Linked DNA regions of Homo sapiens: region 2 is linked to region 1. Evidence: chromatin loops called from intact Hi-C (ENCODE). Cell type or tissue: GM12878. All regions are shown on one strand. Each heading gives the region's core, and the rest is flanking DNA. Links, peaks and the distances in the headings are about the cores only.

Region 1 (16,977 bases), core at 5,849-9,848:
GGTTGTTCAATTTCCATGTAGTTGTGTGGTTTTGAGTGAATTTCTTAATCTTGAGTTCTAATTTGATTGTGCTGTGGTCAGAAAGACTGTTATGATTTCAATACTTTTGCCTTTGCTGAAAAAGTGCCATGTGGTGATGAGAAGAATGTATATTCTGTTGTTTTTGGGTGGAGAGTTCTGTAGATATCTATCAGGTCCTCTTGATCCAGAGCTTAGTTCAGGTCCTGAATATCTTTGTTAATTTTCTGTCTCAGTGATATGTCTAATATTTTCAGTGGAGTGTCAAAGTATTTCACTATTATTGTGTGGGAGTCTAAGTCTCTTTGTAGGTCTCTAAGAACTTGCTTTATGAATCTGGGTGCTCCTGTATTGGGTGCATATATATTTAGGATAGTTAGCTCTGCTTGTTGAATTGAACGCTTTACCATTATGGAATGCCCTTCTTTGTCTTTTTTTTATCTTTGTTGGTGTAAAGTGTGTTTTGTCAGAAACTAGGACTGCAACCCTTGCTTTTTTCTGTTTTCCATTTGCTTCATAAATTTTTCTCCATTCCCTTATTTTGAGCCTATGTGTGTCTTTGCACTTGAGGTGGGTGTCTTGAAGACAGCATACTGATGGCCCTTGGCTGTTTATCCAGCTTGCCATTCTGTGACTTTTAATTGGGGGCATTTAGCCCATTTATATTTAAGGTTAGTATTGTTATGTATGAATTTGATCCTGTCATCATGATGCTAGCTGGTTATTTTGCTGACTTGTTTTTGTGGTTGCTTCATAGTGTCACTGGTCTGTGTACTTTAGTATGTTTTTGTAGTAGCTGGTAACAGTTTTTCCTTTCCATATTTAGTGCTTCCTTCAGGAGTGCTTGCAGGGCAGCCTGGTTGTGACAAATTCCCTCAGCATTTGCTTGTCTGAAAAGGATCTTATTTCTCCTTCACTTATGAAGCTTAGTTTGGCCCGATGTGAAATTCTGGATTGGAAATATTTTTCTTTAAGAATGTTGAATATTGGTTTCCAGTCTCTTCTGGCTTGTAGAGTTTCTGCTGAGGAGTCCACTGTTTTCTGTTGGGCTTCCCTTTGTAGGTGACCTGGACTTTCTCTCTGGCTACCCTTAGCATTTTTTTTTTCATTTTCACCTTGGAGAATCTGATGATTATGTATCTTGGAGTTGATCTTCTTGTGGAGTATCTTACTGGGGTTCTCGGCATTTCCTGAATTTGAACTTTGGCCCATCTTGCTAGCTTGGAGAAGTTTTCCTGTATGCTATCCTGATGCATGTTTTCCAACTCAGTTCCATTCTGCCCCTCTCTTTCAGGTACCCCAGTCAAGTCATAGGTTTGGTCTCTTTACATAATCTCATATTTCTCTGAGGTTTTGTTCATTCCTTCTCTTTTTATTTGTTTCTGTATTCTTGTCTGCCTGTCTATATGCAGAAAGATAGTGTTCAAGCTCTGAAATTCTTTCCACTGCTTGGTCCATCCTATGGATACTTGTGATTGCATTGTGAAGTTCTTGTGTATTACAAGAACTTTATTTTTTTATCTTTATCCAGTCTACCATTGATGGGCATTTAGGTTGATTCTATGTCTTTGTTATTGTGAATAATGCTGTAATGAACATACTAGAATGATTCATGTTTATTTGGGTAAATGTGTGTTGATTTCGTATCCTGCAGTTTTATTGAATTTATCAGTTCTAATCATTTTTCTTGTGGAGTCTTTAGGTTTTTCCAAATATAAGATCATATTGTCTGCAAACAATGATCATTTGAGTTATTCCTTTTCAATTTGGATGCTTTTTATATCTTTCTCTTATCTAATTGCTCTAGCTAGGACTTCCAGTAGTATGTTGAATAACAGTGATGGCAGTGGGCATCCTTGTTGTGTTCCAGATTTTAGAGGAAAGGCTTTGTCCTTCCCCTATGCCCCAGGTAGGTCCAGGAGTCAAGGACTAGAGTCCAAAACCTTAGAAGTCTACCTGGTATTCTATTATACTGTGGCTGAGCTGGCCCTCAGACCACAAGACACAGTCCTTCCCACTCTTCTCTCCCCTTTCCAAAGGCAGAGGAACTGCCTTTAGTAGAGACAGGGTTTCGCCATGTTGGCCACTGCCAACCCAGCCCATGAGGAGGACTGCCAGACTACTGCTGATGTTCCCTTAAGGCCCAAGTTCTCTTAAATCAGCTTGTCCTGAATGTTACCTAGCCTGAGACTCACCCTTCAGGACAGTGGGCTCCCCTCTGGCCCAGGGAAGGTCCAGAAATGCTGCCCAAGGGTCAAGTCCTGTAATCAGGGACTCCAAGAGCCCTCTTGGTATTCTAACCCCCTGTATCTGTGGTGGTACCTAAGGTGCAAGACAAAGTCCCTTTTACATTTCCTTCTGCTTTTATCAAGCAGAAGTTTTGTCCTGCAGCCACCACAGCTGGTAATGTACTGAGTTCTACCTGAAGCCAGGAAGTCTCAGAGGCTCACCCAAGGCCCTCAACATAGTCCCTGGTTATTGCTGCTGGTTATTCAGAACCAAGGGCTCTTCACTTAGCAGGTGATAAATGCCGGCAGGGCTGGGTCCTTTCCTTCAATGCAGTGGGTTCCCTCTGGCCCAGGGTGTGTCTAGTAATGTCACCTGGTTTCTAGGGCCTAGAATGGAGGCCTCATGACTCTGACCAGTGCCCTATCCTGCTGTGGCTGCGCTGGTATCCTAGACGCAAGACAATGGTCTCCCCACTTCTCCCTCTCCTATTCTCAAGTGGAAGGAAGGGGTCTCTTTTGGAGCTGTAAGCTGTGTAGCCTGGGGTAAGGGGAGGGGTGATGCCAATACTCTCTTGGCTGCCCCAGCTGGTGTCTCAGTAGGTTGCATGCACTCCCAGTCTGCTGTCTCTGGGCCTAGTTCAGCACCAGGACTCACCTAAGAGTTGCAGTCCTTATGGCCTAGACTGCTTTTGAAGTTTACTTGGAGACAAAGAGCACTGTGGCCTTCACTGGTGAGGTTTACAGGCACTCAAGTTTAGACCACTGGGATTGGTGATTCTTCTCTGGCTAGGGCTGTTTTAAATCCTCCCTCCGTTTGCACATTTCAGCTGAGTTTGATCTAGTTTGCCTTTCTGCTCTGATTTCTGGTTCTTATGAAGGTGTTTTTTTCTGTGTAGACAGCTGTTAACTTGGTGTCCTTGCAGAGGGAATGATCAGTGGAGCCTTCTATTTCGCCATCTTGATCCGCCGCCATATATCATTCTTATCAATCATTTTCTGTTTATGCACCTGAAAATACACTGGTATACAAAATTAAGATCCTTACTTTCACAGAATTTGTGTTCTAATGGGGGAAGTCAATAATCGGTGGACACCAATACATATATAAATTAAATAACACATTAAAAGGTGTTGAGGACATGCTGGGCATGGTGGCTCATACTTGTAATCCCAGCACTTTGGGGGGCCGAGGCGGGTGCATCACTTGAGATCAGGAGTTTGAGACAAGCCTGGCCAACATGGTGAAACCCTGTCTCTACTAAAAATACAAAAATTAGCTGGGTATGGTGGCAGGTGCCTGTAATTCCAGCTACTAGGGAGGCTGAGGCAGGGGAATCGCTTGAAGCTGGGAGGCAGAGGTTGCAGTGAGCTGAGATCCTGCCACTACACTCCAGCCTGGACAACAGAGTGAGACTCTGTCTCAAAAAAAAAAAATAAATAAAAATAAAAGCTGTTGAGGACAATGGAGGAAAAGGCAGATCAGAGAAAGAACATTTACAAAAGCCAGAGGGAGTGTGAAGCAATTTTAAATGAGGTCAGATTTTTGGATAATTTCTATTGCTATGTTTTTAAGTTAACCAATGTTTCTTTTTGCAATGTCTGATCTGTTACATTTTTATTTCAGATATTATATTGTTATCTCTAGAAGTTCTATTTAGATCTCCTTTTTATCTTTCAATTCTCTCCTCATTTTGTTCATATTTTGCTTTATATCCTAGAGCATATTTATAATAGTTGTTTTAAGGTTCTTGTGTGATAGTTATATCATTTCTGTTATTTCTGTGTCTGATATTATTTATCTATTTTTTAAAACTTTATGGGTATAGGTCATATTTTTTCATTTCTTTGAATGCCTGGTGATTATTTTGAATTTTACATTGTTGAGCACTGGATGTTGTTATATTCCTTTTAAGAGCATTGAGTTGTGTTCTGGAATGCAGTTGAGTTTTTACAGATCACTTTGATCCATTTGAGACTTTCCTTTAGGGTATATCCAGAGTAACATCTAGTTTAGAGTTAATTTGTTTTTACTACTAAGATGTGGCTTTTCTGAGGATTTTATCCAATGTCCTGTGTATTTTGGGGTCTCTCCACACTGGCTGATGGAAACACAGGGTAGTCTCAGCCCTGTGTGAGCTCCAGGAATTACTCAGCTATTGCCTATCAGTGTTTTTTTCTTCAACTCCAAGTAGTTTCTTCCAGCTCATATCCAAATCATACTTAGGAGAAGACTGGGGGGGATCCTCTGCAGATTTCCAAAGTGCTCTCCCCACTCTCTGTATCTCCCTCTTCTTCATTACTCTGTCCCACAAATTCTAACCACCTCAACATCCTTAAATTCCAATCCATTCCCCCTTACCTCAGGTAGAATTCTAGGTTCTGATTGGTTTTCCCTCCACGTGCTGTGACCTGGAAATGACCTCCAGGCAGTATCTCTTAGGAAGCCCAGTTGTGTGGCATCTGTTGTACAATGCCTGAAAATGATTCTTTCATGTGTTTTGTCTGGTTTTCAACTTGTTCACAGAAAAAAGCAATTTGCACAGCAGTTAATTCTTCACAGACAGAAGCAGAAGTTCTACCAACTGCAAAACAACCAAAACAACTTGTTAAAAGACAGTATTTGTATGACTGGTCATAAATTACGTATAGAAGAATAGAGATTTTGTGAGAAAGATATGGGCCTGTACAGAGGGGTGAACTTGCAAATGACCATCTTGCTTGGGGATAGTGTCTGTTTTCCTGATCCTAATCACTGGGAAGGATTCTGTAATCTCTGTCAAATAAATTGCAAACACTACCACACATGGCCTTGGGTCTACTACTGTCTATGACATAAACAGTTTCTCCCTAGAGACTTAGTTGTGAGGGTACAGGGGGAAGGTAGCTTTTGGAGGGGCCTGGAAGACCCTTCCCTTTGTGCCTTCGATTCTGTATATATCTTGTGGTCAGAAGTCTTACCATTACCCTCTCTGATAACTCCCCACCCACTTTCCCAATCACTAAACACTTTTTGAAACCATTCAACTCTTTCCTTTCAATGATTGAGCCCTTCATTGTTTCATCAGCTCCTCTTGTGTGAATCTCTCTGAATGTGTGCCAAGTTTGCAGTTTAATGCCTGTCCCATGTAGGAGCCCAATATCACGGTATATAAAGTTTCTACACTGGATATCCATGGACTGAAGAGGGGCCTAGCATTCAGGGTTCCAAGCCAGTGAGTTTAGCTTATCCAAGGGTACCTCTAGAATGTGCTCAGAAATTTATTCCAAGTCAGAGTTGCATCCCCCAGGACTTTAGGCTCAGATGGACAACCCCATCATATTTACAGAATCCCTCAAAGATAATTTAAGTTTAAGATTGTCAGCCCACCTGGGGTGCACAGTGTTGACCAGGGTTTCTTAACCTTAGCACTGTTGACATTTGGGGCCAGATAATTCTTTGTTGTTCAGACCATCCTGTGAATTATAGTATGTTTAGCAGCATCCTTGGCATCTACCTACTAGATGTGAATAGCATCCTTCTCTTAATTTTGACAACCACAGATGTCTCCAGAATTGCCAAATGTCCCCTAAAGGTGCAAAATTGCATAGTTGAGAACTACTGGTAAAGAGGCACTATGGCATGCCAAGCTCTAGGGAGCCCACAGAAGTGCACCTCTGGGAACTAAAGCTGAAGAAACCCAAGAGGCCCCTTGGTATCTTCTTGGAAGAAGTTAGTCCAGAGTGTCTGCACCATGTGGAGTGTATACTGGGATGACATTGACCTTGGAATGTAAACTCCTGGGATTCTTGCCTCTGCAGATTTGGAGCAGGGTTTTCTTCTTCTCTGCTTTTCAGTTTACTTATTTGAAAATGAGGAATGGTGTTTACATCACAAAACACTGTAGTGAGGACAAAATGAGGTTTTATGTATATATACACCCATACATATACATATACACTTCTTCCAAATGATATAATAATATATAAACATTGAATGAATAATGGTTCAAATATAAGTGTACTTATTTGCCACTATGATTAAAAGGGCAATATAGGAAAAATACATTTTCTTCTAATCCATCATGTTGTAATAATCCTCCCTGTGGTTGCAGTATGGTTCTGTGCTAGAAGGCACAATAGGAAATCTCTAACTTTAAAAAAAAAGAAAAGAAAAAATATCTTTCTAGCAATTAAAATCTCAACTAAATTAGAATGCAAATAGGTTTTTATATTTGCTTCTTAATTTTGCATTCAATAATCTGACTAGAATATGCAATAATTTAAATGCCTTGATGGGAGATAGTGGCTTTTAGTTCTCTTGGGATTTCATTGTAATAAACCTGGTAAATAATTCAGGAACATATGAGAGGCCAATGAATGGTCAGCACCTGGTGCTATATTATTTGTGCCTAAGCACACAGACTCCAAAGATGGCACTCTCCACCTGTCACTGTTGTTCTGGCTTAAACATGGGCCCTGTGTTCAGTGGCTATTGAGATAATAGTAATGGATATTTTTGCCTTGTCCAATTTTCCTCCACAATCAAAGAAAACTGTGCTAAGCTGTTTAAAAAATACAAAGCAGAAGTGGCAGCCTCTTTTAGATTACCACTGGTAAAATTTCAAATCTATTTTCTCTATTAAGGGATTGATTGTTTTAAAGAATTAGGGATATGGCTATCTTTTCTACTGGTGCTAATTTGAGCCTTTTTGCCTTTCTGTCTTTGTTCCACAAGGCTGAGCTTCTCTTTAGATCACATTATTCATATTGCAAGGATCTTCTGAGAGAAATAACACCATCCTCTGGCCAGCCACTCACTCTGCAGGAGTTCCTAGAGCTCCCCAGTTTCTTTCCCTATTGCCTGAGTAGTCTATCTCACGCCTGTTAGTCTCACAGTTTAAATACAAACACACAAAGACTCTTGCAGGCAGCTTGGGTACCTTTCTTTGACCCCAGCCGACTGGACATAGAGAACAAGAGCTAGAGAGAACAAGAGCTAGAGTGACCGACAGATCATGTGTGGAGACAGCATGGGGCACCTGAGCCCAGCACCATCCAGGATCAGACAGAACTTAAGCCATGAGCTGCCTAGAAAGATCTTGGGAGGGCACTGGGTTTCCCAGTATGGAAAAAAGAAAAATGTGGCTCACAAGTCTAAGCTAAGGTCTTTACAGTACTGGGCCATAAACAGGATCTGAAAAGAAACTGCAGAAAATGTTAGATATGCTTTATCTTTGTTTTAAAAATATTATTTACTATAATGGCTTAAAATATGTTGATTTAAATATATGATATTTGATACCTTTGTAATATATATAATAAAGTGTATAATAAAATATAACTATATAATTAAAATAGATGATATTTTAAAACCTCTCTAATAAACCATTTACGTGTGTGTGTGTGTGTGTGTGTGTGTGTGTGTGTGTGTGTGTGTGTATACATGCCTTTGTTTAACAGGTTTAATTGCTTTCCTTTCTTCAGGAACCAGAGTGAGGGTACTCGAACAGTGACTGCCATCTGGTGGTTAACCAGAATCATCACCTTGTGTAGCCTGATGGTTACTAAGATGTCCACTCTTGACTCACATGGCATGCACTCGCAGCAGGGGACCAGTTGAAGGATGTCTGACTTTGGAGGGTCACCAGTTGAAGGATGTCTGATGAAGGAGCCTAGCGAAATAACCCTTTGCTTCTACCTGAATGGGTTGTTCACTCTGGATTCTGAGCCTGCAGCCAGCTCCAAAATGGGGCCTCTGAAGAAAAGATTTGAGTTGCTCTTGTGTCTTAGTCAAAGATCTACATCCCTACCAGTGGGTAACCAAGACTGTGAATAAGCACACACCAACAGGGGCATGTGGTGACATGGAGCCTGAAATAAACTGCTCTGAATTGTGTGACAGTTTTCCTGGCCAGGAGCTGGATCGGAGACCCCTTCATGATCTCTGCAAGACAACAATTGTAAGTGAGCAGCCACAGGATGCCAGGGCTGCTCAGATGTATGTGGTGGTGGTGGTGTTGGGGAGGAGGAGGTGGAGGGAAAGGGGGATGAGGAAGGGGAGGAGTGGGAGGAGAAACTGCTCATGCAGGATACATATTTCCCAGCACTTGGTGACGATGGGGCAGTTTGTTTTTGACCTATAGAAGATCCTTCATTCCTAACAGCTCCTCCTTATTCTGTCCTCAGACATCTTCCCACCACAGCAGTAAGACCATCTCTTCATTATCTCCTGTCCTCTTGGGTATTGTTTGGACTTTTCTCAGCTGTGGACTTCTGCTGATACTTTTCTTTCTTGCCTTTACAATTCACTGCAGGAAGAACAGGTAAGCAGCCCAGTTTCTCATCACACATAGCTCAATCATGAAATCCCAAATGTTAGTATCTTTTGGCAGCACAAGCCACTATCTGGTCTCCCACTACAGGATTAAACCACATGAGACATTCCCTCTGAAATAGTCTACCTGTTGAGAAGGGGAAAGATCTAGGTCGGTATTGTGCTAACTACTGCAAGGGTATCCAAAGAAGAGAATGAAGAGTCTCTCTCTATAATGGAGGTACAATCCTTCTGAGAAGATGAGGTATCTGTATTTAAAATGAAGACCATGTAGAGGATTCCAAAACAACACAAAAACTTGAGGACAGCACAGCAGAACCAGTCTGGGTGAGTTAGGGTTTCTGCAAAAGCAGTGAAGCACTGCTACCTGGCTATTTGCTAGATAATTCTGGCTGACTAGAAAGTCATCAGCTTATCAGGGTAAGTATGGCTCCCAGGATTCGCAAAAGAAGCAAAATGGTGACTTTTTTCTGAAGGGACTTATAGCACCTTGCCTTGGATGCAATTTCATCCTTCCTCAGGGCCCATCCCATCTCTCCCACCCCCACACTGTACCCTCATCCTACCACAGCCGTCCCAGGGTGCCTCATGAGAAGCCCTGCTCCAGCCCTCTCCTTAGCCCACAGCTGACTTCTAGATGGAGCCCACAATCAGAAATTAACAACTTCCTCAAACCAGCCAAACTCGTCCAGCCCCACTCCAGCCTTACCCTGTGTGGTGACCAAGCATGTCGTGCTCCATTGCCTGTGGATTTGACACTCAGATGAGAATTGGTCAGTTGCATTTTGGGATGCTGTTTTGCCATGTTAGGCATGGAGGACGTGGAATTGTTAAGCAGCAGTGATTGGTTGTTGGGTCAGCCTCAGCATGGTGGTGATACGTGGCACTCCAACTAGAGTATACCCCAGAGACTGCCTCAGCCACTTTTCATTCTGTTCCTCAAGCACACTACGCTGACTCCCATCTCAAGGCTTTTGTACTTACTGTTCCTGTACTGTTCCCTCTGCCTGGAAGTCCTCCTCAGATATTCCCATGACTAGTTCCTTCTCATCTTATAGGTCTTGGCTCCAGTGTCACCTCTTCAGAGACACCTTCCCTGATCATCCTATCTAAAGTAGTATCCCTACCCATGATCACCCCCTCATCTCATTCCATATCCTATCAGCCTGTTTTATGTTCCTTATAGCAAGCATAGTCTGCTATTACCATATTTGTTGATTTACCTGTTGATTGTCTGTATCCCCTACCAGAATGGAATTCTGTGAACACAGGGACTTTGCCTGTCCTCTTGTGCCCACCACTGTGTCTCCAGCATTTAGAACAGACTCTGGGATATAATAGGTGCTCAGTAAATATGCATCCAGTGATCCTGGGAGGAAAGAGATTTAAATCCCAACGGTGGCTGCTGCCAACAAAGTGACTGGGAAAATCATGCATTTCAAGGTTAGAGAACTATGGAGTACAGTCTTTTCAGCTGTAACATGTTTCTATAATGCAAAGTAATACTCAATTGGTATTACCCAGTTGGTAATAAGAAAATTATGTCATTGATTCATATGTTACTTTTCCCCCAGCAAATCAATAATTTAAACATTCAGGGGCAAGCTTTCTCACAGCTAGTAAAGGAAGCTTTAAGCTTGGCAGTTCCTTCCCTTGGTGCAAGTAGTGTCTGGCTTAATGGCTTAAGAACTTGTGTCTTCCCTACAAGATGAGGCTGTAGGAGTAGATGAAGAAGTGGAGAAGACATTTGCCTTATGTTTAAAAACTTCAGTTGATTGTTAAAGAAAGCACAGATCCAGAGCAGATTTTTAATTTTTTGACAATGTTATCTACTGGAGATGAATGCCCCTGAGGACCTGTGTCTTGAGATTTAAGACTGTAGAAGTTGACTTTGATCCTGGGTACAAATGCTAGTGGACATTTACTGGGTGGTAGTGTTTTAGTTGGAATAATTAATATTTTATTAATACTCTTGTTACAAAGTTAACTGTTTTGAGTGTTATGACCCCATCCTATTTTCCCCACAGTCTATTATTTTTACATATAATTTTGCAGAATACAAGGTTTATCAAGTATTTATATATCCTGTTAAAACAGGAACACCTGTAAACAGCATTATACTAGAAACCCTTATATTTCTTTCACTCTATTAAATATTTTGCTGCCTGTTTTGTTTGCAGTGGGAGCATGACTTGGCATAAAGAATAAAATATTAAGAGGTATTGTGAATAAAAACACATTTTACAATTAAGTGGCTTACAAGGTCAGACAAGGAAAGATAAAATAACCCAGTTTCAAAAGTGTTTTATTGAACAATACATTTGTTAAAAGATGCAGCATCACAATCAGATGCTTTATTTCGTTACAATTCTGTGGTCTCTAAATTTGGGACTGTGTGTGTGAGTATTCATGTGTGTGTATATGCAAGAAAGGAGAGGAAGAAAAATATTTTAACACAATAAAAATAATACAAAAATGTTTAAATCCAGTTGCAGATATTGAATTTTTATAAAAATTTCAAAAACCAGTAAAGATAAAGAAAACTTGAACACTATCAACCAACTTGACCCAATTGACATTTATATTACCTTTCACCCAACAACAGCAGAATACATATTCTTTTGAAGTACACATGGAACATTTACCAAGATATATCATATTCTGGGCCATAGAAAAAGTCTCATTAAATTTAAAAGGGTTCAAGCCGGGTGCAGTGGCTCATGCCTGTGATCCCAGCACTTTGGGAAGCTGAGGCGGATAGATCACCAGAGGTCAGCAGTTTGAGACCAGCCTGGCCAACATGGTGAAAACCCATCTCTACTAAAAATACAAAAATTAGATGGGTGTGGTGGCATGCACCTGTAGTCCCAGCTACTTGGGAGGCTGAGGCAGGAGAACCCGGGAGGCAGAGGTTGCAGTGAGCTGAGATCATGCCACTGCACTCCAGCCTGGGTAACAGAGCAAGACTCTGTCTCAAAAAAAAAAAAAATTAAAGGATTCAAGTCATATAAACTATGTTTTCTGACAATGAAATTAAAATGGAAATCAATAACAGAAAGATCTCTGGAAAATCCTGAAATATTTAGAAACTACATAGAACACTTTAATCCATGGTCAAAAAAGAAATCAAAAGGAAAACTAGAAAATATTGACCAGAATTAAAATGAAAATACAACCTAGATTTGTTGGATGCCACTAAAGCAGTATTAGGGGGAAATCTAGAGAACTAAACCCCATATTAGAAAAGAAGAAATGTCTCAAATCCATGACCTCATCTTCCACCTTACAAACAGAAAAAAAGAGCAAATGAGACCCAAAGTAAGTAGAAGAAAGGAAATAATAAAGATCAGGTTAGAAAATAAAATAGGAAACAGAAAACAATAGGAAAAAAAAGTCAGTAAAGCCAAAAGCTATGAAGATAAGTAAAACTGATCAACCTCTAGCCAAAGTGATCAGAAAAAAAAGAAATAAGATACAATTACCCAAATAAGGAATGGGAGAGGTGACATCACTATAGATTCTGTAGATATGACGGATAAGGTAATGTTGTAAACAACTATGGTAGATAGCCTCTAAGATGTTCTTCGATGATTCCCACCTCCTTGTAGTCACACTCCTATGAAGTCCTCTCTCCTTGAGTATGAGGTGAACTTACTAACTTGCTTTTTAGTGAGATGTCGCTTTTGGCATTAGTTCACAAAAACTGTGGCTTCCACCTTAGAGCTCTCTCATTGTCCCACTAACTCCCACTCTGTGGGAGGCCAGCTGTTGTGTTATAAGCTGTCCTGTAAAGAGGCCCCCATTGGCAAGGAACTGATGTTTCCAGCCTGCAGCCAGCAAGTACCTGGGGCTTGCTAACAGCCATGTCAGTGAACTTTGAAACAGGTGACACCTTGACTGTATTGTTGTGACACCTTGACTGTATTCTTATGTGAAAACCTGAGCCACAGGCACCCAACTAAGCTGTGACTTAGAAATATTACCAGTTCAACTTCAAACTCTTCTAAAAAAACTGAAAATAAAGAAGTAATTCCCAACTCATTCTATGAGGGCAGTATTACCCTGATTTCAAAATTGAATAGGAAAAAGAAGAAGGAGAAGGAGAAGAAGGAGAAGGAGAAGGAAGAGGAGGAGGAGAAGGAGAAGGAGGAGGAGGAGGAGGAGGAGAAGAAGGAGAAGGAGAAGAAGAAGAAGAAGAGGAAGAGGAAGAGGAGGAAGAAGAAGAAGAAGAAGGGAGGAGGAAAGCTATAGGCTAATATGTCCTATAAACATAGATTCAAAATTTTAAACAAAATTTTAACAAATTGAGTATCACCAAATGTTAAAAAGAGAATACATCATTGTGACAACGTGAGGTTTATCCCTGGAATGTAAGCTTTGTTTAATATCTAAAGATTGATCAATAACTCATGACATTTACCAACTAAAAAAGAAAACTATATGATCATCTCAGTAGATACAGAAAAATTTTTGACAAACTTCAACATCAATTTCTGATAAAGTCTCAACAAACAGCATAGAACAGAACTTCCTCCCCATTGCGCAGCACAGCTGCTGTGGCAGATTGTGGCCAGACTGCTTCTTTAAGTGGGACCCCGATCCATCCCCCCTCACTGGGCAGGACCTCCTTGTGAGAATTTCAGCAACTCCAGCCAGGGTTTTATGGACAGAACTCTGATCTCTCTGGGACAGAGCCCCTCAGGGGAAGGGTGGCCACAGTCTCTGTGGTTCAGCCAACTTAGCCTTTCCTGCCTGCTGGCTCTGGAGAGTCTGGGCAGTCTGGACAAAAGGGGATCCCCCCAGTGCAGTGCACCCAGTCCCCCAAGGGGCAGCCAGACTGCTTCTTGAGGCAGGTCCCTGATCCCATTCCTCCTGACTGGGTGAGAACTCCCAAAGGGATCCCCAGACACCTCTTACAGGAGTGTTTGGGCCAGCGTCAGTTTGGAGCAGGCAGCCATCTTTGCTGTTTTGCACCCTTTGCTGGTGATAGTGATACCTCCAGGTGCAGAAGGGACCCAGGTGATTAGGGTCTGGGGTGGACCACTAGCAAACCACAGCAGCCCTGCAGAAGAGGAGCCTGACTGTTAAAAGAAAAACAAAGCAGCAACAACAACATAAACAAAAAAGATCCCCAAAAAAACCCATTGAAAGGTCAGCAACCTCAAAGACTGAAGGTAGATAAGCCCACAAAGATAAGAAAGAATCAATGCAAAAATGCTGAAAACTCAAAAAGCCAGAGTGCCTCTTCTCCAAATGATTGTAATACCTCTCCAGCAAGGGCACAGAACTGGGCTGAGACTGAGATGGCTGAATTGACAGAAGTAGCCTTCAGAATGAGGGTAATAACGAACTTTGCTGAGCTAAAGGAACATGTTCTAACCCAATGCAAAGAAGCTAAGAATCATGATAAAACATTACAGGAGCTGATAACCAGAATAGCCAGTTTAGAGAGGAACATAAAACACCTAATGGAGCTGAGAATCACAACGTGAGAACGTCACAATCCAATCACTAGTGTCTATAGCTGAGTAGACCAAGCAGCAGAAAGAATCTCAGAGCTTGAAAACTGTCTTTCTGAAATAAGACAGGCAGACAAGAATAGAGAAAAAAGAATGAAAACAAACAAAACCTCCAAGAAATATGGGATTACGTAAAAAGACCAAACCTACAACTGATTGGAGTACCTGAAAGAGATGGGGAGAATGGAACCAAATTGGAAAACATACTTCATAATGTCATCCAGGAGAACCTCGCCAATCTAGCAAGACAGGCCAACATTCAAATTCAGGAAATGTGGAGAACCCCAGTAAGATACTCCACAAGAAGATCAACCCCAAAACACATAATCATCAGATTACCCAAGGTCAAAATGAAAGAAAAAATGTTAAGGGCAGCCAGAGAGAAAGGCCAGGTCATCTACAAAGGGAAGCCCATCAGACTAACAGTGGACCTCTCAGCAGAAATCCTAGAAGCCAAAGAAACTGGAGGCCAATATTCAACAATTTTTTTATTTTTTGTTTTTTTGAGACTGAGTCTCGCTCTGTCACCCAGGCTGGAGTGCAGTGGCGCGATCTCAGCTCACTGCAAGCTCCGCCTCCCGGGTTCACGCCATTCTCCTGCCTCAGCCTCCCGAATAGCTGGGACTACAGGCGCCCGCCACCGCGCCCAGCTAATTTTTTGTATTTTTAGTAGAGACGGGGTTTCACTGTGTTAGCTAGGATGGTCTCGATCTCCTGACCTCGTGATCTGCCCACCTCGGCCTCCCAAAGTGCTGGGATTACAGGCGTGAGCCACTGCGCCCGGCCTCAACATTCTTAAAGAAAAGAATTTCCAACCCAGAATTTCATATCAGGCCAAATTAAGCTTCATAAGTGAAGAAGAAATAAGATCCTTTTCAGACAAGCAAATGCTGAGGGAATTGTTACAACCAGGACTGCCCTGCAAGTGCTCCTGCAGGAAGCACTAAATATGGAAAGAAAAAACTTACCAGCCACCACAAAAACACACTGAAGTACACAGACCAGTGACACTATGAAGGAACCACATAAGCAAGTTGGCAAAATAAACAGCTAGCGTCATGATGACAGGATCAAATTCACACATAACAACACTAACCTTAAATGTAAATGGGCTAAATGCCCCCATTAAAAGACAGAGAATGGCAAGCTGGCCAAAGAGCAAAGACCCGTCAGCATCAGCAAACACCCAGATGCTGTCTTCCAGAGACCCATCTCAAGTGCAGAGACACACATAGGTTCAAAATAAAGGAATGGAGGAAAATTTACCAAGCAAACGGAAAACAGAAAAAAGCAAGGGTTGCAGTCCTAGTTTCTGACAAAACAGACTTTAAACCAACAAAGATAAAATAGACAAGGGCATTCCATAATGGTAAAAGGCTCAATTCAACAAGTAGCGCTAAGTATCCTAAATACATATGCACCTAATATGGGAACAACCAGACTCATAAAGCAAGTTCTTAGAGCCCTACAAAGAGACTTAGACTCCCACACAATAATAGTGAAAGACTTTAACACTCCACTGACAATATTAGACAGATCATTGAGACAGAAAATTAACAAAGATATTCAGGACCTGAACTAAACTCTAGATTGAATGGACCTGATAGTTATCTACAGAACTCTCCACCCAAAAACAACAGAATATACATTCTTTTCATAGCCACATGGCACTCTAAAATTGATCATATAATCAGAAGTAAAACACTCCTCAGCAAATGCAAAAGAACTGAAATCATAACAAACAGTCTCTCCAACCACAGCACAATCAAATTAGAACTCAAGAATAAGAAATTCACTCAAAACCATACAACTACATGGAAATGAACAACCTGCTCCTGAATGACTCCTGGGTGAATAATGAAATTAAGGCAGAAATCAAGAAGTTCCTTGAAACTAGTGACAACAAAGAGACAGTGTACCAGAATCTCTGGGACACAGCGAAAGCTGTGTTGAGAGAAATTTATAGCACTAAATGCCCACATCAAAAAGCTAGAAAGATCTCAAATCAACAACCTAACATCACAACTAAAAAAACTAGACAACCAAGAGCAAACAAATCCCAAAGCTAGCAGAAGACAAGAAATAACCAAGATTGGAGTGGAACTGAAGGAGATAGAGACACAAAAAAAAATTTCAAAAAACCAACAAATCCAGGAGCTGATTTTTTTTGAAAAAAAAAAAGTTAATAAAATAGACTGTTACCTAAACTAATAAAGAAGAAAGAGAAGAATCAAATAGACACAATGACAAATGATAGGGGGGATATCACCACTGACCTCACAGATACAAACAACCATCAGAGAATGCTATAAACACCTCTATGCACATAAACTAGAAAATCTAGAAGGAATGGGTAAATTCCTGGGCACAAACACTTGCCCAAGACTGAACCAGGAAGAAATTGAATCCCTGAATAGACCAATAATGAGTTCTGAAATTCAGGCAGTAACAAATAGCCTAGCAACCAAAAAAAGCCCAGGAACAGACGAATTTACAGCTAAATTCTACCAGAGGTACAAAGAGGAGCTGGTACCATTTCTTCTGACACTATTTCAAACAATTGAAAAGGAGGGACTCCTCCCTAACTCATTCTATGAGACCAACATCATCCTGATACCAAAACCTGGCAGAGACACAATAAAAAAACAAAACCTCGGACAAATATCCCTGATGAACATCAATACAAAAATCCTCAATAAAATACTGGCAAACCAAATCCAGCAGCACATCAAAAAGCTTATCCACCACGATCAAGTTGACTTCATCCCTGAGATTCAAGGTTGGTTCAACATATGCAAATCAATAAACGTAACTCATCACATAAACCACATGATTATCTCGATAGACACAGAAAAGGCCTTTGATAAAGTTCAACATCTCTTCAATAAACTCTCAATAA
Region 2 (15,380 bases), core at 7,149-11,148, 110 kb before region 1:
AGGGTAAGGATCCCTGGATCACTACGGAGATCCACTGATCCAGTCCAACCTACATTTTAATAGTGAGAAAAGTGAAGCCTAGAAAAGCTAAATGAGTTACCCAAAGTCATCCAAAATTAGAATATGGGCCTCCTGACTCCCAATGCGGGGCTCTTCTCACTAAACCATATGTCATATCTCAGCGTTTTCATGTAAGACTGTTATATCATATTTTGATTTTTCAGTGTTACAACTTGTTTGGAGAGTTTTTGATAGACCAGTGCTTGTTGTTGTTGTTGTTGTTAATGTTTTGTTTGTCTGTGTGAATGAATAATGTATACAGGTATAGATACAGCATCTTTCGCTCAGGGCAATATTTTTAGCTAAGACGAATTGACGTGTTGGGAATAAGAAGAACTGATAATAATTTGAGTAAAAGGGGAAAAGTGAGAGAACTAGATAAGTTGTCACTGTTATAACTTATGAATAGAGACAGAGCTTGAAATCAAGTTCATTCAATAAATTCCCTTACCTTCTACTATTAGCTTAATTGTACTTTCACCTCTTCCATCTGGTGTGATGGCTGAGCACTTGTAGATAGCTTCATCCATGAAATCCACATTTCTTAGTAAAAGTGATAGAGTCCCCTCAGAAATTTCAGCCTGGTCCACAGATACTCTTCCCTCATACAAGGAATTTTGATCTTCTAGTTGCTCTGTGTTATTGTGAAACTGGTAAACCAACTTCGAGAAAACTTCAAAAAAATCAAGGTACTTGAAAAGGAGGTAATATTCTTTATTATCCTCTACCTCATATGCCTGTTTGATGTCTTCTCTTTCCCAAGAAAACTCAAGATTTTCAGTGCCCTTCACAAAGGAGAAATGACAGGAGAGGGTAACATCAGTGAATGGGTGGGCCCGCAGCTCCTCTGTAGACACCGAGAATGTCAAAGAAGAAATGAAGTTAATAAAGACCAATCAGCACTGCATCAGGTAAGATTTAATAAGCGATAAAAGAAATCACTCTAGCTATTTCATGCATAAGGGATTTAGTACAGAGAACTAGACACTTACAAAATCATTGGGAGGCTGAAGAAATGAGCCCAAAGAAGGGCATGGAAGGTGAGATGTGTAATATCTGTGTCTGTCCTCCCCCACATTATGCTAGGCTCAACAACACTGCAGTACTGGTCTTCTGGAAGAACAGTTGCCTCTGCCTTATCAAGAAGCTGGTGATGCAGGAAGTCATCACCACGGGTGTTGCTTCCATAGCCAATCTGCACCTGCTAGATTGCACTGGCCAATGAAAGAATGCGTCATGCACTATAACCTTTCTCCCCACTTCAATCAGTTGCCATTTAATTCTTGAGAAAATATATCTGATTGGCAGACTCTAAGTCATTCCCAGAACCCTAACTGCAAAGGAATCTTGGAAATATGTTTTACTCTCCAGTTTCAGCAATCCAGGAATGCACATCAGAAAGGCGGGAAAAGATGTTCAGTAAGTAAGTCTATTCTACCTGCCACAAATATCTACCAATCTGGGCAGAGCTATCCATAGCAGGACCTGAGGGCTATAGGGAATATAGCCATGCACTATGTATATTCATAGAATAATGACATGGAATAGAATGCTGATGTGTTATATTTGCAAGAAAGCTTACAGATCCTCTGATTCAATGTTTTTGAACTATTTTCCCCAAAGCCCACCTCATAGGTTGCCACTGATGACCAGGTGAAGAGCAAGTCAGTGAGATCTCCACTCCCTTAACACTTCAATCAGAACAATCCCTCCCTAATTTACTTTATAAATTAGGCTTCCAAATTGAATTCTTCTGTAAAATGTCTCTGCTACTAAAAGACAAAACTGATTCCCAGGAAGCACAATTGCTTAAGATCACAAAGTAAGATACTAGTACCACTGCAAAAAGAAACGAGACCTCTCAGAATTTAAAAAGAACCATTAGGGTCATGGTTACCAAACTTTCGAACATAAAAGACTAATTAAATTCTCAGCTTGAGTAAGAGAGAATAATGAGACTTAAACATTATGAAAATATGGACTCCAGTAGGAAGGCATTTTTTTTCCTTCTAGAGACACTATGCAGGTAACAAACAAGCAGTGGAAAGGCAGAAGAGTTGGTCAGTGTGAGCCTAAATAAGACTACTATTTGATATTTCATCTCACCTCATTATATCAAATAAGGTGAGATGAAATAGAAGGCAAAATAGGTTATGCACCAAGACCAAATTCAAATGGTAACTTAGTAGACAAGGAAGCTTCCAAGCCATCAGCCAAGCAAAGAACAGCCTAAGAGACATGTAATAGAGAACATTCCAGATGAATGACAGATACAATCTGCTCATTCCAGTAGTGATAATCACGTGGCTGTTGATGGGGGTGCCCAGATATTTGGTCAGACATTATTCTGAATGTGTCTATGAGGGTGTTTCTGGATAAGATTAACATTTGAGTGGACAGACTGAGTAAAACAGATTGTCTTCCCTAATGTAGGTGCCCTCATCTAATCAGTTGAAGTTCTAAATAGAACAAAAAAGCCAACCTTCCTTCAAGTAAGAGGGAACTCCTGCTTTTACTGCTTGAGCAGTCTTTTCCTGCCTTCAGACTCAGACTAGAACTATACCATAGACTGTTCTGCACCTCCAGCTCGCTGACTGCAGATCTTGGGACTTCTCAACCTCCACAAGCACAGCTGCATGACCCAATTTCTTCAAAAAAAAAATCAGGCTCTCTCTCCCTCTCTCTCTACCCCCCCGCCAACCCCCTCTCTCTCTCTTTTCCAGTTTGTTCTGTTTCTCTGGAGAACTCTGACCATATCTGGTAACATTTATCAAGTATTTACAATGTTCTAAACATATTCTAGGAGCTTTTCTGGCATTAATTCATTTAATCTGATACTAACACTGAGGCAGGTAATTATCCCCAATTTACTACTGAGAAAACCAAGGCACAGTGGGTGAAGTAAGTTACTCAAGGATACACAGCTAGTGAGCAGTAGAGCTGTCATTCAATGCTAGGCAGTCTGACTCCAAAGCTCTCCAACTGAAATGTGCTCTTTTGTCTCCTAATAGTAGGCACTGGTTCGAAGTTTGATGAATGAATCAGTGACTAATTAAATGAATTAATGACTACAAGACAGGCTGGAAAGGAGGCAAAGAGAAATAACTTGCATAACCTTTAGAAGGATTGATTTGCAAGTAAAAACCTGAAGTGCTTTCTTGCTCAAATTATTTTTCTGAAGTGGTTATCACCAAAAAGCAGTGTTTTATAATTTTTGTGGGACTTTATTTTTGTAAAATCCTGGTCTGACGAATTGTAAATCCAAGTTCTAGTTCTAAGTACCCCCTTACTAATCATTTGGCATCAGGAAAGGCACTTAATCTCTCTGAGTTATAGCTTCCTTGTGTATAATTAGAATTATAACACCTGTCCGAGGTTTTAATGAAATACCATGGGATCTTACAGACTGTTTTTATATGACATGGCTCGGTCATTTTCCAGAAGGACAGGAGTAAAGTAGATGAGTGGACACTTTAGTAAGCTGTTCCCCCACCCCAATGTCTCTCACAAGAATATGTAGTTTACCCATGAGTGGTCCTTGATTCTACCTTCTCCAGTTGTACTCAGGAGTTCTTGCTACAGTTGTACCCTTTCTGGCCCAAGGGAAGGGGTCTCAAACTCAGGGATCCAAAGGCTCTAGCCAATGCATCATGAAACACAACTTCCTGCTGATGTAACTAGTATAAAGGACAATTTCTAACTGATATGTCTGCAGATGGCCCTGCTTGAATCTGAGTAACTCCTTTGTCTATTTCAATCTGTGTTATTTCTAAACCATGTGTCTTTAGCTTCCCAAGCCTTAAGAGGCCGAGGCAAAAGCTCAGAAAAAGGTTAATAATGTGGGAAAACACTTAGAAAAATGTAGAAAGATACTGTCTAACGCATCTGCCATGGTACCTAGCACATAGTATTAAGTTCTTAATATTGCTACAAAATGTGAGATTAGAATCAACAGATCATTCTCTTTCTTGCCTACATACATACCTATTCCTTTATTTGGTTGAGTTTTTCCTAACTATGAGTGGATTACCACCTTACTTTTCTTACTGCTCTCCTCTACCCGCACACACACACACACCCCCCAACACCCAGCCCCCCCGCCCTCCTCCCCACCACACACACACACACACACACACACACACACACACAGAATAATCAAACATCAAGAGAAAAGAGCCAGCAAATGTAACCTGGGTTGACCAGGCCTTGTACTAACTCCTGAGTTGAACTCTGGAGCCTGAGGATGCCTTCAAGCTGCTGCCACCTTTAAGGGACTGACAGAACTGCTGCAGGTCTCTGGAAGATGGCATAAGCCTGAAGACTATAAATGTGTTTGATCACTTTATGGAGTAGTTATACAGCCAGATTTGGGATACACAGTGTTTTTTTAAAAAACTTTTGCTTATGGACTTTTGGTTAGCTGAATCATATTAACATTTCCAACATCTGTATATTGTTTGTCACCAAGAGAGTTGAAGATTTGAGTACAAAAAGACTTACATAAACCCTTTGTTGACTGCCCATCCAGATTTTTCAGGACAGACCTGATTTCAAATATTTTGGATGCTACACTATAAATTGGCACTTGTCAGAGTCACTTGAAAGTGGGTGTCTAGTATTGTTTTGTTTGGTTTGGTTGGGAGGTTCACACTATAGATACGACTGAGATTAGTCATTCAGATATGGCTTCAAATGGACAAACCAAATTGGGGGGGGTGGGGTGGAAGTTTTTCTCATTTAAAAAAAGAAAGCAGAATAAACAATAATGATTTATAATATGTGTCTGTTATTTTCTCCCATCTGCTCTTAACCATTTCCTATGAAGTAAATATAGATTTTTAAAATAAATACAATTTTTCCTGTAAAAAATAAATTTGTTATTTTCATATAACAAATGAAAAGAATGAGATTCAGAGAGATTATGTCGTTTATCTCCAAACAAATGTTTTCCTCACTATCCCCAAAGCTATTTCATAAATGCCCACAAAGTTTTTTGAAAAATGACTCACCTGCACTGTGAAGAAGTATGTTAACAGTCACCAAAAAGAAGGACATTTTGTAAGGAACAAAATGAAAGGCAGAAAATTTGGTTCAGCCAAGAAAGTGTGGGGCAGCATAACCATGGAACCACCTGCTGCTGGGACCCAGGATGGCCCTCACAGACACCCCCTTTAGATTCCATGCCCACCAGTGCACCTTTAGTAGACAGGCTTCCAGCACCTCAGTACCCCATGTGGGAATGTCTACTGAGTCAAGTTCACACAGCCTAATCTTGTGCATGTTTGTTTGTTTTGCTGTACGAACCAGGAGCTCTCTTTCTATAATATGAAAATCTGCCTCTCTAACTGAGTCACAGTTGAAGTCATTTGGATCTGAAGTCAGCCCTGAAGATATATGAGGGACAAAAGACAGTTTCCTATGCTTCCCAAGCCATGTTCACTGGCCTTTCTGGATGTTGCTGGTGCAAGTCTAAAGTGGAAGACATTTAACTAGTAGATATACAAGTGTATCTTCGAAGTCATGGTGCAATGCTTCCCAAATGGAGAAAAATAACCAAGAGACAGTACTAAATGAGTCTGCCCAGCCAGGGCCATAGTTTAATAGGAATGGCATTAACAAGCTCAGGATAGCTTTGGAAGCGGTAGAAGAAAGGAATTAGCAACTCTCAGCCCTTTCAAGAAACTCTGACACAAATGCACATCTACATATAGGTAAAGCCACTGATTCTCACAGAATCCAGCCTCCCTCTCTGGCCTCATCTCTCACTATTCCCCCGCACTTTACGTCCCACCTACCATCCCAAAGTTGTGGTGCTGTCCAAATCCTCTGTGCCTGGCACATCCCTTATCACCACTGCCTTCATCCACTCCCCAACTACTCACTTACTCAAAACTCTGCCCAAGGCTGGGCTCCGTGGCTCGTGCCTGTAATCCCAGCATTTTGGAAGGCTGAAGCAGGCAGATTACTTGAGGCCAGGAATCTGAGATCAGCCTGGCCAACATAGCAAAACCCCGTCTCTAATAAAAATACAAAAAATTAGCTGGGCCCTGGTGGTGCATGCCTGTAATCCCAGCTACTCGGGTGGCTGAAGCATGAAAATCGCTTGAACCCGGTAGGCAGAGGTTGCAGTAAGCCGAGATCGCGCCACTGCACTCCAGCACGGGTGACACAGTGAGACCCTGTCTCAAAACAAAACAAAACAAAACAAAACAAAAAAACAACTCTGCCCAAGTAGCACTTCTCAAGCCCTCCCGCACCCATATGCAGTTCATCATTCCTTCTTCTTTATTTTGAACATACTTTTATTGCTGCATGAATCACACTGCATGACAATTATTTCTTTACTTGTTCTTTGGCCCCTCACTATTTCCAAGAAAACAAAGGTAACATAATCGTACTCTCTCAGCATATGTTCGTTTCTCCTCTTCTTCCTGTTATCTATTTAAGATTTTTAAAAAATCTGCTACAGTCCATCGAGTCTATCTATGATACATCATAATAATAGCAACTTTACATCAAATGTTTACAAATGCCAAATCTAATCTATAAAATGAGCCTATAAAGTAGGTACTACTATTATCTTCATTTTATAAGTGAGAAACAAAGGCAGAAGGAAAATAAATAATTCATCCAGGTTACACAGAGACAAGACTCTCACTCTGTAGGTTAGCTGAAGCCTGTACATTCCACCTAAACTCTGACCTGACAAACCTCTGCTATGTCACCCGCACACCATGGGAAGCCACATCACCCAGGGCATCTACCAAAACAGGACGCTCATGGGCTGATGAAGCAGCTGACTTTCAGAATATTATAGGAACTCTCTTTCTAGAGCCTATTAGACGCTGAAAAATATGTGCTCTGTGGGTTGAACCGTAACAGATACAGAAATCTTCAGAAGAAAAGAAGGACAAACGAGTAGCCATTCCAGCCAATGACCAAATAAAGCATTTCTGCGTTCAGTGGGACAAGTAGTAAGATTCTTTGCCAAGTCTATATACTCTATGAATCTGATTAGTGATTGACATCATCTTCTGATTTAGAAAATATCTCTTCATGGTACATGTAGTAAAATATTTTAAAGACATATCTAAAATAATATAAATTTTAAAAGATAATACGGCAGATAGCAGCTACTAGAGCTATAGGTCTTTTTTTTTTTTTTTTTTTTTTGAGACAGAGTCTTGCTCTGTTGCCCAGGCTGGAGTGCAATGACGCAATTGCGGCTCACTGCAACCTCCATCTCCAGGGTTCAAGAGATTCTTCTGCCTTGGCCTTCCCAGTAGCTGGGATTACAGGTGTATGCCACCACGCCCAGCTAATTTTTGTAATTTTTAGTAGAGATGTGGTTTCCCCATGTTGCCCAAGCTGGTCTTGAACTCCTGGCTCAAGTGATCTGCCCGCCTCAGCCTCCCAAAGTGCTGGGGTTATAGGCATGAACCACCACGCCCAGCCTATCATTAATAGAGACAGAGACTATAGTCAAATGTCATGGGAAAAAAAAATTGTAGAAATATAATGTCTTTTCAATTCAGTAAAACTTTATTACTATTTCTAAGATATAGAAGCTTTTCAGCCGGGCGCAGTGACTCACGCCTGTAATCCCAACACTTCAGGAGGTCAAGGTGGGTGGATCACCTGAGGTCAGAGGTTTGAGACCAGCCTGGCCAACACGGTGAAACCCTGTCTCTACTAAAAATACAAAAAATTAGCTGGGCGTGGTGGTGCATGCCTGTAATCCCAGCTACTCAGGAGGCTGAGGCAGAAGAATCACTTGAACCCAGGAGGTAGAGGTTGCAGTGAGCCAAGATCGTGCCATTGCACTCCCGCCTGGGCAATAAGAGCAAAACTCTGTCTCAAAAACAAACAAACAAACAAACAAACAAACAAAAAAACAAGCCATGCATGGTGGCTTATGCCTGTAATCCCAGCACTTTGGGAGTTTCAGGCAGGTGGATCACGAGGTCAAGAGATTGAGACCATCCTGGCCAACATGGTGAAACCTCATCTCTACTAAAAATACAAAAATTAGCTGGGAGTGGTGGCGTGCGCCTGTAGTCCCAGCTACTTGGGAAGCTGAGGCAGGAGAATCGCTTGAATCAGGGAGGCAGAGGTTGCAGTAAGCCAAGATCGTGCCACTGCACTCCAGCCTGGTGACAGAGTGAGACTCTGTCTAAAAAAAAAAAAAAAAAAAAAAAAATTTTTCATCATTCTGAAAGACATAAATCCTAAAGCCTTTCTAATTCCCCCACCCCAGTCAGTTATGATCTTTGCTCCTCAGCACTTGCACTACATTTTCTATTGTTACATGACACTCTCATTTAATAAAGCTTACTTTTATTTATCCTAATAGTAGCAGTTTCACTGTAAATAACTTTTTGAAAAAATAGAAAAGAATAAAGAACATTAAAATCCCTTTTAATTCATCACCCAGACAGCCACTACTACCATTTTAGAGTATTCCAGTTTTTTACATGTGTACTTTTTCAGAAAACTCAATTTGTATATACAGTTTAGTGACTAGTTTAATTTTTTCCTCATGACACTATTTTGTGAGTATTTCTCCTTCATTAAATATTCTTATAGCCTGGTCTACTTTGTCTTGCAGTTATTTATATGCCTATCTAATCAGCCCTGCTAGACTATAAGTTCCCTAAGCGCATGGCTAGGTCCTCTTTGTCTTTCATATATCCATCATGGTGTTCTACAAGTTGTAGGCACCCAATAAGTATTTGTTGAATTAACTGAATTGAATTGAATTTGGTGTAAGATTCTTACAAAGTTTCACTTTATAACAGGAACAAGAGGCCGGGTGTGGTGGCTCACACCTGTAATCACAGCACTTTGGGAGGCCGAGGCGGATGGATCACCTGAGGTCAGGAGTTTGAGACCAGCCTGGCCAACAAGGTGAAACCCCATCTCTACTAAAAATACAAAAAATTAGCCAGGCATGCATCGTGGCGGGCTCCTGTAATCCCAGCTACTCGGGAGGCTGAGGCAGGAGAATTGCTTGAACCTGGGAGGTGGAGGTTGCAGTGAGCCCAGATTGCACCACTGCACTCCAGCCTGGGCAACAAGAGTTAAACTCCATCTGAAAAAAAAACAAACAAAACAAAAACCAGGAACAAGAAAAAAGAAAAACAACAAAGACAGAAAAAAAAATCATATACTACTAAAGACAAGTATAAACTATCCCAAAACAGAAAATTCTAGCAGTGCACACAGATTTTGCATTGTACCCTTTTCACCTCTGGTTTGTAGAAAAACAATGAGAACTCTAATGAACCAGCTCTAGGTGGCAACAAAGTGTAAAGGGAATGTAGATACCTCAACACTTCAGTTACATTGTCAGTCATTTGACTCTCCAGTTTACAAACACAGTCAACAATTTCTCCCCAATAAATTGTCTCTTTATCAAAAGAGCTTACTTGTATTACAGCTGGTTCCTCTGATCCACCAGGTGAGAAGCAAGTGAGGTGGAGTCAGCATGTCTTTGAAGGGACACTTGTTGATGTCCCCAGGGAAAGTGCTTGGTGATACTGTTATTACCAAACTGTTGCTATAAAAGCTCAGCAAAGAGCTCCATGAGACTTAATATTTCAATGGCTGTATTTGTTAGCTAAAAAAAGTGTTTGCAAGGTATTATGGGAGAAGAGTGGAACAAAAGGAACTCCATAATTTTTCAATGTTGGGGAATTATTCTGCACCTATTTTTTCAAAGTAACATATTTGAAGAATAATTAAATAACATGGGAATAATGCTCACTATACAACTTTTGGTAAAAAAATTAAAATAGAAAACTTAATATACATATACATATATGTATGATTTCAACTTTGTGGGAAGAAATATGTACACATAGGAAAAGAAAGAAATACGCCAAAATGTAAACCATAGTTGTTTCTGGATGGCGAGAGTGTGTGTGATTTCAGTTGTTTTCCTTTCATATCTCTGAATTTTCTAAAGTGACCTTTTACATTTACATTAAAATAAATACTTTGTAACTGAAAAAATTAAGAAATGAAGAGACTGACTTTATACACATAATGTGGTACAGTGAGCGACAGTACAGGAAGGAGAGAGTGAGATTTGTTCTTTACTCTCTACTTCTTAGGGATAAGCATGGTTTGTATCTCCTGTTTGAAGCCTTTTCCATTACCCTGGAGGCTCAAGTTCAGCAGTGGCCAATTCTTTATTAGGGAACCCTTCTCTCTCCAACCCCACAGCACATGGGTTACATCTGGGTCTGAGCTGGGTTGACCTAGTCCTGACACTCAGCACAGTCTAGGTAAATGATAGAGAAGGGTTTGAAGGAACGCTTCCCTTGGTAAAGAGACTTATTACAACAGGGTAAATAAGAAGAAGACAAGAATAGGAGGCCTGTTGCTGGGAATGGGTGCCAGAGGCAGCTTCTCCCTAAGTTCCTCACCCCATCAGACTATGAATGAAGCAGTTAGTTCCTGGTTTTGCATCTCCAGGTCCTCTCAGTTTCTCAAATCACTTTTAGTGGCTGAGTGAAGGAAACAACTATGCAGTTTCAAAATAAAGCTATATCCATTAACACAACGTATTGAAGAATTTTTGTTTTGGATTTGTTGTTTAGCCCTGGTTTTGTTTTGGTTTTCTCAAGAAAACAACTGGAATATAACGGAATGAAATAATTATGACCAGTTTGTGTCACTTCTCGAATTCATACTATGGGGGCTGAGGCTTGACTTACATTTGACTTTCACCTGAAGCAGAGGAGGAATATCTTGATGCTAGCACAGTATTGAGAAACCATGAGGAATACTTTGTACTCAGATATAAGACTATTTCTACAGGTGCCACAATCCACAGACTCTCCCAAGCCTTGCAGTCTTCGTGAAAAGACTGCAAGGCTAATAAAGAACACAAGTTAAGGAAATGGGATCTGGAGCTTCCAGTGAGGGCAGAATCAGAGGTGATCTCCTACCTAGTATTCATACCTCTTTCTCCAAGGCCTAGACACACCTATCATTTCAAAGTCTACTACTCTTCCTCTGTGCTGTATCTTAACAGTACACCTTAGATTTTTGGGGGCAAAGTTAAAATTTTAAATATTTTCTCCCATAATTATCTAAAGCATATCAATATTTGTCTATTCTAACCATCAGCACTAAGCATGCCAACCAAACCAGACCCCTTACCATTTCCCAAATATATGCTATAATTTTCTCCTTTTTGCTATGCTTTGTAAGAAATATTTTCTTTTTTCCTTCAATTTTGTATATTTCATCCCAGCTCTATCCAAATCCCATTGTCCTCTGAAAGCTATCCTAACTGTGGTAGCCTAAATGGTCTTTTTCCTCTGAACTTTGATAGCTTTTGGTTATGTTTCTGTATGAGTTACCAAATGTTATTTTATATTTTAGTTACTTTGGGTTCATGTTTTTAAAAATAACTTTATTGATATATACTTCATATATTTTCCTATCATACAATTTACTTACTTAAAGTGTACAGTTCAATGATTTTTTAGTAGTATATTCATAGTTGTACAACCATCACCACAATGAATTTTAGAACAATTTCATCCTGCCAAAAAGAAACCCTGTACTCATTAGCAACCACTGCCCATTCTCCCTTCCCTCTAGCTCTCGGCAACCACTAATCTACTTTCTGTCTCTAAAGATTTGCCTATTTTGGAGGATTTCATATAAATAGAATCATACAGTAGGTGTTCTTTTATGACTGGTTTCTTTCACTTATGTGTCAGAATAATGTTTCCAAGATTCATCCATGTTGTAACATGTATCAGCACTTCATTTCTTTTTGTTGCTGAATAATGTTCTATTGTATGTAAATACCACATTTTATTTATCCTTCATCAGTTGGTAGAGATTTGGTTTGATTCTATTTTTTGACTATGATGAAAAATGCTGTTATGAACACTCATGTGTAAGTTTTTGTGACGACGTATGTTTTCATTTCTGTTGGGTATATACCTGGGAGTAGAACTGCTGGATCATATGGTAACTATTTTTTTTAACCTTTTGAAGAACAGCCAGACTATTTTCCAAAGTGGCTGCACCACTTTTTCATCCCCAGTATTGGTCTATAAGGGTTCCAATTTCTCTACATCTGCACCATCACTTACTAGCTGTCTTTTATATTTTAGCCATCTTAGTGGGTATGAGTAGTAGCTCACTGTGATTTTAATTTGTATTTCCCTGATGGCTAATGATGTTGATCACCTTTTCATGTGTTTATCAGTGATTTTTATATCTTTTTTGGAGAAATGTCTACTCAGATCTTTTGCCCTTTTTAACTTGGATTTCTTTATAGGTTCATGTTTAATCTCTGTTACCAGACAGTAAATCTCTTGAAGGCAGTGATTGTATTTGAACAAAATCATGAACATTTTACTATGTTGTTATCCAGCACACCATAAATATGTGACTTGGCAAGTTAGTTAATTTTCCCACATCTCGGTTTTCTTGTCTGAAGAATGATGATAATAATATGTACCTTATAGAAGGGATGTGAGGATTAAATAAAAATAATCCCTAGACAGAGCCCCTAGGACAGTGCCTGGCACTTATAAAATAACCAATAAACATTACCTATTATTCTTACTAGTTTTTATACCTTGCAATATATAGTACAGTTTCTTACACACAGTAGGTACTCAATGTCTATCTGTGAATGAATTAGGGATTAAAATTATTTTAGCTCATTTATAGTTGTAGTTATGACTAGCTATCTATGAAAAGGTCAAACAAGCCAATATGGAACCAACATAAGCTGAGCAAGTGGATAAAATTTAAAAGATAGTCACTTCAACTCCCAAAACAATCAATAAGGAAAACACCGCACCGGGTCTAAGATAAACCCCTAAATGGAGTGAATTCAACGGGAGTAGCCATGAAGATGCTTTTATAGCTCTAACAAATGCTTAGTCAAAGACTCCAAAGATATCCAAAGATGTCATTATTTGAATCTTCAAAATAAAAGGGACTAAACTTCGATAAAGAAGCCCGGAGACATATTTCAGGAGACATTTTAATCTATCAATTCTACAGCAATAGCAAACTGTGGCAGAGGAAGAACTGCTGAAAATCAAACTGCTAGACCTTATATCACAAAACTGGCTGAAGACTTACTCTTGGTCCCTATAAATATAGAAGCCAACTCCTCCTCAGGATCGATTGAAAGACTATAGCTCCTTCTACTTTCAATGCTGCCCTAAACATAGAGTAACCGGTTTTTGAGATTTGGACAATTGGCAGGGAGATGGCAGAACTTTAAACCATCCTAGGCCAATATGGATAAACCAGACTGAGAGGGATTTAGCAGTGGAAATAAATCAAAACCTTGCATGCTAGCCTAAGCAACTGGCCTTCATCTGATAAGCAATGAGGAAACATGGGGTAAAGGCAGGAGGAAAAGAGATGGGTTGAAATCATGAAAGCAGTGCTTTAGAAAGGACAGTCTGAATCAGAGGTGGCTAAAATAAAGGTAGGAGTGGGTTTAGCAGGCATGAGGTCCTGATATACCTTGAAGACAAAAAAGACAATAAGCATAAATCTTGGGCAAGAGAGGTCAGACCAACCTCCCAAATCCTAATCCCTAAGACACAGAATGGCCCAGAGCAGAGGACCATGGTTTATGTAGGAAATTGTGCAATCATGAGTAAAGACTGTTCTCAACTTTGTTTTTCTACCCTGATCATGATATAACAAGTGGCAGAGAGCAATAGTTATAACATTAACTACTATTACAGCTAATAATAATAATTGCCACTACTTACAGAGTATTGACTTTGTGCTAGGTACTATGCTAAGCACTTTAGATTTTCACCTTACAATGACCCTATGGAACAGATAATATATTTTATAATACAGATGATGAAATCAAGCCTTACAGAAATTAAGTAACAAAATCAAGATTAAGTAAGAGAAATCTGATTTCCAGAGGTGGGTTTTGAAACCTGTATCTGATAAAAACCAAAGCCCACTCTTTTAACTGCATCAGTATGCTGCCTCCTAACTAGAATGGTTTATGAAAGGATTCTCTACTTAGATTATTTCTTGTTTTTTCTGCAGTCAGTAGGTCAATAGGGCCTATTTAAGTAAGGTATGTCAAAAACTATTCATGCATTTATTGCGTTCACTCACTATTTGCTGCCTACGATGTCTTGGGGGATACCATGGTAAACAGATGCAGTTCCTGCCTTCAGGAAGCCTAGAAAGGGTAGCTGAAGGAGGAGGAGAATTCATTTGGTCTCCTAAATGTCCAATACTATTCCAGTCAAGAGACTTATCTTGAAATGTATTCAATTGGCCAAGCCTGACATAATGGTGAAGTTCTGATAAGTGGACAAACAGGCCATGTACTTTCCCAGTTCCCTGTAACCCATGTTCCTTTCCCTATGTAACATATTCTGTTGTCTCCTCTGTCCTTTACCTTCTCCAGTGCCTCCACTCCCCTCTCAGGCATCTCTTTCAGCTAGCCACAGATGAACCCCATCACTGTGGGGGTTCACAAGCCACCACAGCTCTTTTACCTCCCAGAAAGTTTTCAGTATTCTCCAGGCTGACTGGAGGGTTTCAAGGGCCACTGTAAGATTGGGGGATGCTGCTTCATTTAAACCCATCTGGCTGCAGTGAAAAGAGATACATCCACGTTAGCTAAGATAGAGAAGGGTTATTATACTGGGCAGTAAGAAGATGCTCACATTTAATCCAGCTGTTAACAAGTTGGCCTCAGTGAAGCTGCACCTGGTGCGTTACTCTGGATATGAGGCAGTCCTAGATTTCAGCAGCAATATTTTATGAATCTTCACACTTATGTTTCACAATTGACAAAAAATTAGCGACATTCCCCATGTCTGCTTCTTTCTGATTCAACTGTAATTTCTTTCTGATCTGCCACCAACTGGAATTTCCCTCTGGGTTCTTTGGATTAAATTCCTGGGCGAGTGAGAAAAAAAAATAATCTCTGCTTCTGTTTGGGCAGTGCCTTATAAGTGACAGGCCACCAGGCAGTCTGTTGATGGGCTTACCTTGGTCAGATGTCCACTATGGCTCCGATCAACATAGGTTCTAAAGTGACGTCATATGATACAAGGACAGCACCCCAAATTATGTTTGGTTCAGGTGCCTCTGCTCCAGTTTTGTGTATGAAGCCCACAAAACCCCCAATCCTTAAGACAAGTGCCGTATAATTCCAACAATCACAATATTTCAAAGTACCATCAATGGATAGATGCCACTTGTAATACTGACACTATTTGGAAGATCTTATTGCTTTGAATCATTTAAAACAAAAAACAAAAAAAACTAAGCTCAAGAGAGCA

The links. Hi-C counts contacts between places; a loop is a spot of excess contacts. Peaks named below come from ENCODE experiments on the same cell type or tissue, not always from the same donor. Only the 100,000 strongest peaks of a DNase experiment are listed, where the experiment ranks them.
Region 2: a loop joins it to region 1, with 8 times the contacts of the local background. A loop is called at or near these places in 32 of 110 quality-filtered maps.

The regions. Positions count from the first base shown.
Region 1 is chr3:120,235,211-120,252,187 of GRCh38, reverse strand. It overlaps GPR156 (G protein-coupled receptor 156), which reads left to right. Exons shown (of 10, transcript NM_153002.3): 2 at 7,710-8,185; 3 at 8,412-8,548. The coding sequence starts at 8,090. Among named protein-coding and RNA genes, the nearest start is that of GPR156, 42 kb to the left of the region's middle. RefSeq lists an enhancer at 8,277-9,476. In GM12878, for the core only: a CTCF peak has its summit at 7,748 (motif pointing left); a DNase peak (open chromatin) is centred at 7,757.
Region 2 is chr3:120,351,987-120,367,366 of GRCh38, reverse strand. LOC124906274 (a long non-coding RNA gene) reads left to right here. Exons shown (of 4, transcript XR_007096033.1): 3 at 824-971; 4 at 1,147-4,836. It also overlaps the pseudogene BTNL12P. Among named protein-coding and RNA genes, the nearest start is that of LRRC58, 10 kb to the right of the region's middle. RefSeq lists an enhancer at 1-502. In GM12878, for the core only: a CTCF peak has its summit at 9,349 (motif pointing right); no DNase peak of the experiment used is centred there.